2 separate regions of the Homo sapiens genome follow, and region 2 is linked to region 1. Evidence: read pairs that join two places in POLR2A ChIA-PET (ENCODE). Cell type or tissue: MCF 10A. All regions are shown on one strand.

The links. ChIA-PET counts read pairs that join two places held together with the same protein. Peaks named below come from ENCODE experiments on the same cell type or tissue, not always from the same donor. Only the 100,000 strongest peaks of a DNase experiment are listed, where the experiment ranks them.
Region 2: POLR2A ChIA-PET joins it to region 1 with 5 read pairs; 2 of 35 experiments call an interaction of 5 or more read pairs at or near these places.

What each region holds. Positions count from the first base shown.
Region 1 is chr10:18,003,692-18,007,691 of GRCh38, forward strand. The region is part of intron 12 of SLC39A12 (solute carrier family 39 member 12); the gene reads left to right. SLC39A12-AS1 (SLC39A12 antisense RNA 1) reads right to left here. Exons shown (of 5, transcript NR_038419.1): 4 at 620-717. Among named protein-coding and RNA genes, the nearest start is that of SLC39A12-AS1, 4.9 kb to the right of the region's middle. In MCF 10A, no CTCF peak of the experiment used is centred here; a DNase peak (open chromatin) is centred at 2,250.
Region 2 is chr10:17,822,794-17,826,793 of GRCh38, forward strand. MRC1 (mannose receptor C-type 1) reads left to right here. Exons shown (of 30, transcript NM_002438.4): 2 at 281-682. Among named protein-coding and RNA genes, the nearest start is that of MRC1, 15 kb to the left of the region's middle. In MCF 10A, no CTCF peak of the experiment used is centred here; no DNase peak of the experiment used is centred here.

The sequences.
Region 1 (4,000 bases):
AGCTTTGTACCTATATATGATGCCTGTATTTCCAGTTGAAAATGAAAAGTTCTGTCAATCAGCCAGCTATTTTATTTATACAATGCGAAAGTTCTGTTAAATAGCCAGCTATTTTATTTATACAATGGAAAATAATTCAACTGAATTTGTCATTGAATTAAATCACTGTTTGACTTAATTAACCAAATGTGTTTTTTAAATAATGATTACGTCTTTGAAGTTTGAATTGCCAAAAGGACAATTGCGCTGATGAAATGAGAAAGAAGATTTTTATAGTATTTGGTTTCTAAAATTGCAACGTATGTTTCCTATAGAGGTCCTTGCTGACCTTAATGATAACTCAGTCATTAGTTTTCTTTCTGTATAACCTGATGAGGGAATTGAACCTGGGAAATTTCACATTGTCTTGCTTCTTAAATTCTGGTCTCCTTAAGATAAAAGTCTTTTTGAAGGTCACTCTCTATTGGGCTTGTTTACAACTTTAAAAATATCTTAAGGTAAAATCATATTGATTATCCCTTCTCATGGGTTGGAATATGGCAAATAAAAATAAAATTAATTAACAAAAGAGGTACTTAAGGCTGAAATCAGGCTGTGTAAAAGTCAGATATGTTATTACCTGTGTCCTGGAGAAGAAAAAGTAAATAACCTTGAAGGTAATATGTGGAACAGATTCATTGAGATTGACTACTAATGAAGCAGAATCCAACCATTGTCCTGGAAGTAAAAGAAATATTTCATGAGGAAAAAAATACAGGAGGCAGAAACCTGTGCTAATAGAACCAGAATAGCAGTGCGTTGTTGAAGTTAAGTCTTAGTAAGGGGATTCTCAGAGTAAACCCTGCCATTTTTAAACCCCACTCTAAGGCTCCTGAGTTTCCGGATGTTTTTCTTAATTCTTATGAGATGCATGCAGATGAGGTAAACACCAAATGTCCTTCCATATTTAGAAATGTTCTTATATATTATCTGTGATGCTCTGAGAACATTCTAATTTTGATAGTAAAGTGAAAGTGGAGCAAATTTTGACCCAGCAATCCCATTGCTGTGTATATATTCAAAGGAATATGAATCATTCTATTATAAAGATACATGCAGCACTATACACAATAGCAAAGACATGGAATCAACCCAAGTGCCCATCAGTGACAGACCGGGTAAAGAAAACGTGATACATATGCACCGTGGAATAATACGCTGCCATAAGAAGGAATGGGATCGTGTCCTTTGCAGGGACATAGATGAGGCTAGAAGCCATTATCCCCAGCAAACTAATGCATGAACAGAAAACCAAACACAGCATGTTCTCACTTATAAGTGGGAGCTGAGCGATAAGAACACATGGACATAGGGACGGGAACAACACACACTGGGGCCTGTCGGGGGAGGGTGGGGGTGGGGAGAGCATTAAGGTAAAGAGCTAATGCATGCTAGGATTGATACCTAGGTGATGGGTTGATAGGTGCAGCAAACCACTGTGACACACGTTTACCTATTTAACAAACCTGCATATGTACCCCGGAACTTAAAAAAATAAAGTGGAGCAAATTTTACCCCTTTTTCTGAACCTATCCCCCAACCTGAGGTCAATGTTATGGAATCCTGCGATTCTTTCAACTTGAGAAATCTGTATTTCCAGCTTTGTTGTGACTTTGAAACCACAGTCACTCACCATTTAATGAAATGAGCTATACTTTGTTTAAACTAAACAGTCTTGAAGGTAATGTGTGGAGCACATCAGTCCTCAGATTCACTCTTGAGCTTCCTAATTTTCAACTTTCGATTTCTAATTTCTCTTTATGGGTCAGTTCAGGGCAATTGCTGGATTCTTTTGAAGTTTACTCTGTTTTTCACACAGACTGGTTCTCTCTTCAAGTAGGATGAATGTCGATGTCTGTAGTCAATTTGTTTTCTTTGCTTTTGTCTACTCTCCCAGAATTGACGGGGGAAGGTTATCAAGAGCCATTTGTCATGCAGAACCCTAAGCTAAGTATGTCATTTTCCTTTCAATGTTCCTGCTCCTTTTCTTGTAAGCATAAGCAATTGCTTAGAAGAAAGCAATGTGACTGATATCCTGTGAGATTCCAGCTGGCATAAATCTTGACCCTATTGCAAATGGCTATTAGCCGAGGAAAAACCAGCATCCTGGCAGAAAGACAGGAAAAAAAAAAATACTTGTGAGTTTCCCGGGGCTACTTCCTATCATCCAGGTCGCTTGCTCTCACGGCCTTCTGAGCAACTTCTAAACAAACGCAGCTCTTTCACATAGCAATAAGTTTAACTGTTGGTTTTCTCTGGGGCCATGCCAAAGAAAATAGTCGGTCATTTAAAGGGAAGAAAACAAGGTTGCAAAGACTCTGAAACAGTAAAGAAAATAAATGCAGCAACTAAGGGGTAAAGGGGAACACTAGATGGAATATACTAGTTAATTGCTAAATCCTGGATATTGACCAGGTACCTTCTGAACAAGGTTAATGTGAAAAGACTAGCTAGATCTTTGTTTGTTTGTTTTAAAGAAATTGGGTGTGTTATTTCAAACTCCCAAAAGAAGAAGAACTAGAGACATAAATGAGGCCATTAGCAATGAGGTCAGCAAAGAAGAAAGTCCTTTCTGGGGAAAAGTGCCAAACTTAATTCTCCAAAGTAGAATTGGCTTATTCAAGTATACTAACTCCAAATTGCACTGAAGCATGGCTAAAGGAAGTTAAGAATGAATGCCTCTCTGGGTGGCCAGAGGAAATTAATGCTCTGTTATGAAGATCAGTGTCCTAGACTGGGTTTCCTTCAAAGCAGCTGGGAAGACAAAGGACAGGGTGAAAGCAAGTCATTTTGGAGGTGATCCCAGGGAGCAGAAGTGAAGGACCGGCAAACTGAAACAGAGAAGGAAGAAAGGTCAATACCATCTGTGTTTTTATTAAGTTGACCAGGACTATGGGAACACCATCACACAGGACCTTCTGATGAGGCTCAAGAAATATGCCTCAGAATAGTTTACCTGGGAAAGGAAGAGGCTTTATCTACAGGCTCTTGTCCCTGTGTTCAACACTGGCCCTGCCAGCATTATCTCCCCATCTCCACTTCCAGGTTATACACACCTGAGTACTAAGAGCATTCCTGGAAAGGGGCTCAAGCCATCACATCAAAGAAGCCCAGGGCAGGAGAAAGAGGAATGCAGTGTGAACCAGAGGCAAGACTCTGCAAAACCAATCAACACCTCCTTGGAATGGGTCTCTGCAGCAGTGACTGGGGTCAGAGATGGGGCTGAGTGCATCTGAAATAGCACACGTGTGATGTCCATTAACGGTTGGCCCCTTCCACTCCTCAAATGCCCTCCTTTCCTCTTAACACCCATCTCTCCCCAAGTCCCTTCGTGGTGGTAGCCAGCCAAAATACCACAAAGACTTCATAGAAAACAATAAGTGGAAGAAGCTCCAAACCCTGCTGGCCCTGAGGCCATAGTTGATATTCTTCATCTCTGCTCTCCAGCATCCAATCCTGATCCTCCTTAGCTCCAGGCAGCACTTGGGTTGATCTACATCAACCCAACCCTGGGAGGGGCAACTTAGGTCTTCAATGAAGGATCTGAATGTTCACTGCTTTGTCCTTGTTAGGCTGTGTATCCTCTAGTTGCCTGGTGACCATTGTTACCAGGCATCAAGAAGCACCAAGAGATGCTCCAAGAAATCTGAATTTGTAGCTGTGTTCCTTCTCTCCTCACCATGCAGCAGCACCCCTAACTCCTCATGGTAACTGTTATAGGAAAGGAGTCCTAATCCAGACCCCAAGAGAGGGTTCTTGGATCTTGTGCAAGAAAGAATTCAGAGAGAGTCCACAGTGCAAAGAAAAAACAAGTTTATTAAGAAAGTAAAAGGATAAAAGAATGGCTACTCCATAGACAGAGCAACCCCATTGCTGCTGGTTGCCCATTTTCATGGTTATTTCTTCATGATATGCTAAACAAGGGTTGGATTATTCATTCCCCCCCCTTTTTAGACCATAT
Region 2 (4,000 bases), 180 kb before region 1:
TGCATGAGACTCCTCACAGTGAACTAGGACATTTTGAGAACATCCAGCTGAGGGCTGGTACCTTGGCAGGCCCTCAGTCCAGGTTCTCCTTCCAGCTTCAGGGATCCTCGAAGAGAGCTGGCCCAGGCACAGTCATCAGTACCTCTTTTCCTGCAATCTTAAGTCTTTAGGGAAATGGAAGAGTTGGAAACTTTTGACCTAAAAGATCGTCCTTGTTACATGAATCCACTTAGCCATGCTTGCTTTCTTCTTCTTTTCCTGCTTCTTTCTTTTTAAACAGACACCAGGCAATTTTTAATCTATAATGAAGATCACAAGCGCTGCGTGGATGCAGTGAGTCCCAGTGCCGTCCAAACCGCAGCTTGCAACCAGGATGCCGAATCACAGAAATTCCGATGGGTGTCCGAATCTCAGATTATGAGTGTTGCATTTAAATTATGCCTGGGAGTGCCATCAAAAACGGACTGGGTTGCTATCACTCTCTATGCCTGTGACTCAAAAAGTGAATTTCAGAAATGGGAGTGCAAAAATGACACACTTTTGGGGATCAAAGGAGAAGATTTATTTTTTAACTACGGCAACAGACAAGAAAAGAATATTATGCTCTACAAGGGATCGGGTTTATGGAGCAGGTGGAAGATCTATGGAACCACAGACAATCTGTGCTCCAGAGGTTATGAAGGTAAGATGCCTGGAATTTTCACCTTCGTGTTGAAATTTTCTCGTCTTCTTAGTTGGAACCTGATTCAAGAAAATCATCATGTTCTTGTTTGGCGTGTACTAGAAATATCAATTGATCAGCATCTTTGTGTTTTCAACTATTCTGTAGGACTATTCTGAGGACATGATGGTGAATAAATGTGATTAAAAAGTCCTGAATGATACTTCAGCTATTTTTACTTAATGGGAAGACATTCTTTTAACTTTCTCTGAGGTTTTATTTTTTTAACTATGGGCTACATTTTTCAGAAAATCGTTTTCATTGTAGTCTTTGACCCAAAGCCTCCTAGTTAACATTATAAAGTTGTAGTGATAAATACATTTAGCCAAATATGTCTTTTCCTTTAAGTTATCCCTGGAAAAATGATCCATAGAACATTCTTTCCCAATTTAGATTGCCTAAGATGAAATCTCGGCAGATCCCTTGGCGACATGGGATTCTAAATGTTACTGATTTATTTTGTCAGGTTATGGGTATTTAGAGACTGTAATAATCAGAAGATTATAAAATCTCTAGGATTAGCTTGTAAATTAATATGCAGTCTATTTAGTTAGCCATCAGAGAAGGTGATACCTCCAATGCGGTGGGAGGAATCCTCTTATATGTAGTTGGTTTCTTGACCTCTTGAAGGTTAAATAAAATCAGAGTATTTAGTTCTTTCTTATATTGACCAAATTTCACTATCTGGTGGCTGCACAGAAAACAAAACAAAAATACAACACAACTTGAAGGCTTGTTACAAAGGCTGGTCTCTTGAGTCAGATGATGTTATAATCACATTTTAGGTTTGGATACTTCGTTATTGTGAAGTGTTATCTAGAACAACCTCAAGGTCAGAGAAAGAGCCTACTTTTGGGGACAAGAGATAACCTGTTTCCAAAATTGCTATGTTACGGGGCTACTAAGATTGGTTGAACCTAGCTTATCTCAGCTAAGACTGAGCATAGCAATTTAGTTCTTTATAAGGCAATAATTTGTGAGCTTTCCATTTTCCATCTAGGCACAGAAGAAGGGAGAGTAGGAATTGAAGTACGGTGAGAGAAGGGCTCAGAAATAAGTTATTTTGAAGCATTTTTCAAACATAATATAGGTTTAGAAGTGATATGAGGGGCAAGCTAAGTGAACACAAAAAAAACCTTTCAGGAGAAACTCAACAGAAAATTACAAGGAAGGAGAAGGGTGAATTAAACTTGACGGAGTCAAATTCCACAGGTGGGACAATTGTGCTAATTGAGGAGTTTAACTTGAGGAAGATTGGCGCTAAGAAATCGGATTTTTATTTTATTTTAAAATATAATATTATGCTTCCCTCACCCCCTACCCTTTCTGTTTCCCCATTGGTTTTGAGACAAATATACATAGGGTTTGGGCTAATAGTTCTCAAACTTTAATATGCTTAAGAATCACTTGGAAAGTTTGTTAAAAATATAGATCCTAAGCTCCCCCTTCTACTAGATTCTTAATATACATATTGGGAAAAACCCCAGGAATCTATTCAATGATTTCTATGAAGACCCGGGTGATTCTGTGGCATAGGGTCTATTGACTACATTTTGCATACTCCCCAAAGATCTCCCAGCACTTAAGATGATCCTGCTCCTCAGTTCTAGCTCTGCAGAGTGACCACGAGATTGGGAACACACATTAGAACTGAAGACAGTGTCGAGAGGATGTATTGTAGGGTCTCTGTATCTCTGATGAGAACATGGGGGAGGGGTAGAATGGTGGAACTTTTTGAAAATAGGAATTATTTTAGAAGAATGGAACCAGAATTGTAGACTTAGATGGATTTGATGGTTATTTGGAAGTTCAGACTCCAAGAAGAAGACAAATTGACTGCAGTTACATGATGTGTCAGTGGGGTAGTTGGGGTTCTTTTGGCCTCATCAGTGTTGGGTGTATAGAATGGCTCAGTAGTTATTAAACAGAGTTAGTTAATAAAGCTGGCAGGCGTGGTGGCTCACGCCTGTAATCCCAGCACCTTGGGAGGCTAAGGCAAGAGGATCACTTGATTTCGGGAGTTCAAGACCAGTTTGGGCAACCTAGTGAGACCTAAACAAAATGTAAAAATAAGCTTGGTACTGTGGTGTTCACCTGTAGTCCGAGGTATTCAGGAGGCTGAGGTGGGAGCATTACTTGAGCCCAGGTAATTGAGGCTGCAGTGAGCCATCATTGCGCCACCTACTGCAGCCTGTGTGACAGAGTGAGATCCTGTCTCAAAAATAAAATAAGTAAATAAAGCTATATGTCATTGGCATCTGTAAATCCAGCGCTGAACATTTCTTGGCTAATGATGACCAGTACAACTAACCCCAAGGTGGTCTTGACTGGTTTCCTTTGTACGAAGAAACAGTCATCCCAGTGACTAAGAATGGCGCAATTATTTCTGAATACAGCGTGTTCCTAATACAATATATGATTTGGAGACCATTCCCATAACTTAGTGGAACTAAAGCTGGAATCGCATTTTAAAGTTATTAACAACTACCTTTTTGACAAAAAAGGAATTTTGAGGTCATTAAAAATAAACCTAATATTTAAAGAGGACTTGATAATTACAATGAGTAAAGGAAAAAGAAAAGAGGTCAATAACTCACATTATTGTGCTCTTACTATGCGCTACATGTTTTACAAGCTTTATATTATCAAAATGACTAAATGTCTTTTAAGAAATTTTTCTTCCTTTTTTTTTAAGATTTATTTTTTGACGCAGAGTCTCACTCTGTCACCCAGGCTGGAGTACAGTGGCGTGATCTCGGCTCACAGCAACCTCCGCCTCCCGGGTTCAAGCGATTCTCCTGCCTCAGCCTCCTGAGTAGTTGGGATTACAGGTGCCTGCCACCATGCCCAGCTAGTTTTTCTATTTTTAGTGGAGACAGGGTTTCACCATTTTGGCCAGGCTGATCTCAATTCCTGACCTCTAGTGATCCGCCTGCCTTGGCCTCTCAAAGCGCTGGGATTGCAAGCGTGAGACAAGCTAAGAACTTTTTCAAGTCGTAGAATCTGCAAAATGTAATGAATTCCTACCTAGGATAAATTCTGAATGTCAGTTGGTGGCAAGAGGTCAAATACTTTAATGTAAAAAGTTGTTATCTCTACAAAGATGGAGACTTTAAACATACTGGACAATGTAGCTATGTGCATTGTTTGGTTCTTAGTGGAGAGATGAGCTTCCTTAACCTTTTTGGCTTAAGCCAAACCATAATCAACAATGATTCTGTGTTTGTTTCAATTAACATTTCTAGTTGAACCCAGAGCTTCCCACTCAATCTGTTGGCC